2 separate regions of the Homo sapiens genome follow, and region 1 is linked to region 2. The links are chromatin loops, found by intact Hi-C in ENCODE. Cell type or tissue: endothelial cell of umbilical vein. All regions are shown on one strand.

The links. Hi-C counts contacts between places; a loop is a spot of excess contacts. Peaks named below come from ENCODE experiments on the same cell type or tissue, not always from the same donor. Only the 100,000 strongest peaks of a DNase experiment are listed, where the experiment ranks them.
Region 1: a loop joins it to region 2, with 6 times the contacts of the local background. A loop is called at or near these places in 1 of 110 quality-filtered maps.

What each region holds. Positions count from the first base shown.
Region 1 is chr15:80,177,698-80,180,197 of GRCh38, forward strand. FAH (fumarylacetoacetate hydrolase) reads left to right here. Exons shown (of 14, transcript NM_000137.4): 12 at 2,427-2,500. Among named protein-coding and RNA genes, the nearest start is that of FAH, 26 kb to the left of the region's middle. In endothelial cell of umbilical vein, no CTCF peak of the experiment used is centred here; a DNase peak (open chromatin) is centred at 1,534; H3K27ac peaks cover 1,036 bases.
Region 2 is chr15:80,032,513-80,035,012 of GRCh38, forward strand. No RefSeq gene overlaps it. Among named protein-coding and RNA genes, the nearest start is that of ZFAND6, 26 kb to the right of the region's middle. RefSeq lists enhancers at 1-238, 239-982, 983-1,726. In endothelial cell of umbilical vein, no CTCF peak of the experiment used is centred here; DNase peaks (open chromatin) are centred at 279, 959 and 1,149; H3K27ac peaks cover 1,445 bases.

The sequences.
Region 1 (2,500 bases), 150 kb after region 2:
GTGGGCCTGGAGCTTCCATGGCCTGTCTCTTTTAGGAGTGGCCATGGGGTCACAGAGTTCTCTCGAGATAGAGGCTGCATAAATGTGGCCAGTGATTTTCTTGGGGGAAAATAGGTGTTCCTGTAAAGGTCTAGTTCCTGGTTTATCCTGTCCTGCCAGGGGCTGTATTGATGAGAGTGACTTATTTTTTAAGTGAACTTTTAATTGAAGCATAATATACATAGATAAAAATGCACACATTACTGTAATCCCAGCACTTTGGGAGGCCAAAGTGGGAGGATCGCTTAAGCCTAGGAGTTTGAGACCAGCCTGGGCAACATAATGAGACCTTGTCTCTGCAAAAAGTAAAAAAATTAGCCGGGCGTGGTAGCATGCACCTGTGGTCCCGGCTACTTGGGAGGCTAAGGCAGGAGGATCGCTTGAGCCCAGGAGGTCGAGGCTGCAGTGAGCCATGATCACACCACTGCATTCCAGCATGCGTGACAGAGCAAGACCCTATTTCAAAAAATAAAAATTAAAAAAAGTGCATATTATACATGTACAGCTTGAAGAATTTTCCTAAAATGAACATCCCTGTGCAACCAGCACCCAGATCAGAAATGGAAAATTTCCAGCACCTCAGCAGCCCCGTGGGGCCCTCCAGGTCACTTCATCACTCCCTCCAGCAAAGGTCACTCCTCTCCTGACCTCTGCTACCATGTATTATTTTTTTTCTGTTTTTCAGTTTTATAGAAATGGCATCATAAAGTAGCATGTATTCTTTTGTAGCTGGCATCTTTGTTTTAGTGTTAGATCTGTGAGATTCAACCCTGTTGCTCTTTGCAGTGACAGCTCATTTTTCTCATTGCCTTATAGTGTTGCACTGTATAAATATTCCACAACTGACTTAATTTTTTTTTTTTTTTGAGATGGAGTCTCGCTCGTTGCCCAGGCTGGAGTGCAGTGGCGCGATCTCGGCTCACTGCAAACTCCGCCTCCTGGGTTCATGCCATTCTCCTGCCTCAGCCTCCCGGGTAGCTGGGACTACAGGTGCCCGCCACCACGCCCGGCTAATTTTTTTTTTTGTATTTTTAGTGGAGATGGGGTTTCACCATGTTAGCCAGGATGGTCTCGATCTCCTGACCTTGTGATCCGCCCGCCTCAGCCTCCCAAAGTGCTGGGATTACAGGCATGAGCCACTGCGCCCGGCCAACTGACTTATTTTGTAAGTCACATCAATTCCACAATCGATGGACATTTGGTTGTTTCCGTTGTTTTTGGCTATCACAGAGTTACTGTGAACATTTTAGTACACACCTTTTGGTGCACATATGTGCACATTTCTATTGAGTGTATATCCAGTAATAGGCTTGCTGGGTCATAGAGTACACATAGACTCAGCCTAGGGGTACTTCCAAACAGTTTTTTGAAGTGGTTATACCAGTATATACTCCCACTAGCAGCATGTAAGCATTTTGCCTGCTCCACATCCTCGTCAGCTCTGGTGGTGTTTGCCTTTTCGTTCAAACCGTGCCTGGGATTGTGACTTCAGTTTGCATTTCCCTAATGACTAATGCAGCTGGGCATGTTAGTCATATGTTTATGGTTCATTTGTTTCTTGGCCTTTTGAATATCCTCTGAATCATTGAACTATTTCTAGTTTCCCTAATTTCCCTTCTAATTTAATATTATTCTGGGCTCCTTAGGGCTAGTAAGAAGAAATTAAGGGGCCTCCTTGCAGGGGCTCGTGGGCAAGAATCCATCTTTTGGGTTTCCTATGCCGGGATGTGTGGCTGTAGGAATGGCAATGTGAGAAGCTGTGGCCTGGGACAGGCATGGGCGTGCATTGCATCTGAGCGTCTCGGTGGGCACGTGGTGCCTTGGCCCCCTCTGCCCACAGCCTGACCGCCCACAGCTCTCCCTCGCTCCTTGGCCTGCCCTGACATCGTGTTTGAATCGTTCAGCTCCATTGCCCAGTGTCCATCCCAAGGCCCGGCATGGGAGAATGGGAGCGAGGGCTTTGCTCACGAGAAGCCTCTGCTGTGGTGTGGACTTAGATTCTCCCAATACGGGACTGGAGGGTGTTCCCAGGGCAGAGTGGAGTGTTGTACACAAGGGCATGTTGCAGGCTGAGGGACTGAGCAGTAAGGTCAGCCCTTAGGGGATGCTGCTTGGAGAAGGTGGTCAGTGTGGGCTTGAGGTAGCAGAGGAGCTGAGGTTGGAGTTTGTGAAGGAGATGGAAGAGCTTGGGGGAGGTCTCTGGGCAGCTCCCCAGGAGGACAATGTGTCCTTACTATAAGGGACTGGAGAGAGCTGGCTGGGGGAGCTGGGGACCGGGGAAAGGCCAGGGAAGGCGGTCGTGAGCAGGGCAGGCTGTGCCCAGCTGCCTCCGGGATGCTAGGCTAAGCCTGCCGCTGCTCATTCCACCTCGCGTCCATTGCCTGCAGTACATGTACTGGACGATGCTGCAGCAGCTCACTCACCACTCTGTCAACGGCTGCAACCTGCGGCCGGGGGACCT
Region 2 (2,500 bases):
TGGCCTCCCAAAGTGCTGGGATTACAGGCGTGAGCCACCACGCCCAGCCTTAACTGCTTTTCCTACTGCATCTTGGCTGTGTGTGTGTGTGTGTGTGTGTGTGTGTGTGTGTGTGTGTGTGTGTATAATGCATCCCCTAGGAGGACATCCTGTTTCTAGCCTCTGCACCTTCCCAATGCCCAGCCCAGTGCCTGACTCAGTGCCTGAGTAAATGTGCGTTGGAGGAATGAACAGCCAGCAAAAGAGAGAAGACATTGGGCCTGGCAGCAAAGCAGCTGGAAGGGAGGCCCCTAAACAAACAGAGCCTCTGCCAGGAAATCTAACAAACGAGGCCCCATGGACGATTGTGAGTTGTTGTTTGAATGCTTCCTGTTTGCTGGCTTGAAACCAGACTTCCTACAGTGTCTATTCTGGTCCTCTCACTTTGACTTACCGCTTTTCAAAATGATCAGTTTCACCATTCATTCTGCCCTTTTGGCTCCTAGTTTCTGCAACAGACAGATTGAATCTTCATGCATTTATTCATGAAACACTTCTGGAGTCCCTATTATGTGCGATACACTAAGTCACCAGACTCAGGATTCTATGAGAGAACCTGGTGGGAAAGACAGCTACAAATAAAAATTCACAATCTAGAGTGATAAGAGAACGAAACACCAGGGTGACACTGGGGAGCAGACACTCACACCAAAATAATATATGATTGTGTTTTTCCTGAATTCATTTCCTCATATATGAGTGACTAATGAACAAGATTGGAGGTATTTGGGTCAGGAATGCCACTAATTGTTTCCCAAACACCCAGCTGTGTGGTCATTCAGGGCAGCTGGGAACAAACACCAGCCCAACAGTGTTCAAACTTCCAAGGACCAAGCCTGGGGGCTTTGCCACAGCACCAGCAATTACTCATTTGGCATGCGGCCACTCCTCACTCAGCCCCAAGGACCTCAGTCCTGCACTAGAGGGGTTTCCTGGGACAATGCTAAAACCAAACCAGTTCTGGGCAAACTGGGACAGTTGGTCACACTGAAGTCTGTGGGCTTTGCTGAACTTGCAGGTCTGCACACACGCCAGGACAGCTGGTCTGGATCGGGGATAATAGAGGGAGAGGCATTAACTGCTGCGTGGAATCTTAGCCTCAGCACCTGCCTCTCTAATCTGGCACCCTGCCAGCCCCAGCTCCTAAGATGCAGGCCACTCACACTTCCTGCCTGCTGACTCAGCCACACCTCGGCTGCTTAGTTAGTCCTGATGGAGGCAGGACAAGTGGCCTTGAGCCAGTGAGGAGGGTGGAGACCCTGCTGCTCTTCATCACTCTATCCTTAGCAGCTAGCATGGTACTCCATGGAGCAGGGGTTCACTAATGAATGAGTTAAGAGTGGTCTTATGGCCGGGCGCGGCGGCTCACGCCTGTAATCCCAGCACTTTGGGAGGCCGAGGTGGGTAGATCATGAGGTCAGGAGTTCGAGACCAGCCTGGCCAAGATGGTGAAACCCTGTCTCTACTAAAAATACAAAAATTAGCCAGGCATGGTGGCGCACGCCTGTAGTCCCAGCTACTTGGGAGGCTGAGGCAGGAGAATCACTTTAACCCAGGAGGTGGAGGTTGCAGTGAGCCGAGATCGTGCCATTGCACTCCAGCTTGGGCGACAAGAGTGAAACTCTGTCTTAAACAAAACAAAACAAAACAAACAAACAAAAAAAAGAGTGGTCTTAGTCTCTCTCTGTTCAGTGGGGCTTAAAGCCTCTGACTCCTGCCATGTACTCCCCTCTACCCGCCTCCTAAATTCTCTTCTGTTGCAACTGAAATACGGGACACCAAGACCCCAGGGACCAAGCCAGAAAATGCATGCTGCCTGAAACCCAGCCGTTTCTCACTTTCCCACTCCATGGGGACTCTTTTAAGGCTGCGCAGGCCCCTTTGGCCAATATCTGACTGCCGCCTGCCCCCTTCCCCCCTGAAGTGGCCTTGCCTTTTGCCTGCCAGACTTCCCATGTGCTGGAGTTTCCTGGGCAGATCTCCGGCATGTTGGCTGCTCCACCGCCCACAGCCTCGGGTCTGGCAGCTGCCTAGATGGGGATCCTATGTTTTACATACGCCTCCTGGGAAATCTGCATGCTGACTTTTCTGACCTTCTGAGCTGACAATGCTTTTGGGTTCTATCCCCACCCCACCCATCTGCACCCTCAGGGTCAGTCACCATCAGTCGGGTGATGAGGAGGAAAACAAGGTATTAAGGGAAGTTCCAATCTTTTATTTTTCCCCCATCAACACATTTACCATCAGCTAGCACCTGAGTCCCTGGAGAGCTGTGAGGAGGGTGTAGGAGGATCACGGGGCTATTTGTAGACACAGCCTCAGAGCTGGAGGGAACTGTCTGGGTCACTGAGCCCAGCCTCCCACCTGAGCAGGAAAGCAAACTTGCTGTACTCTGTCGATAAATGGGCCTTAAGCTTTTGCTTGAATCTGCCTTCATGGGTGGCTCACTCCCTTTCTGGGG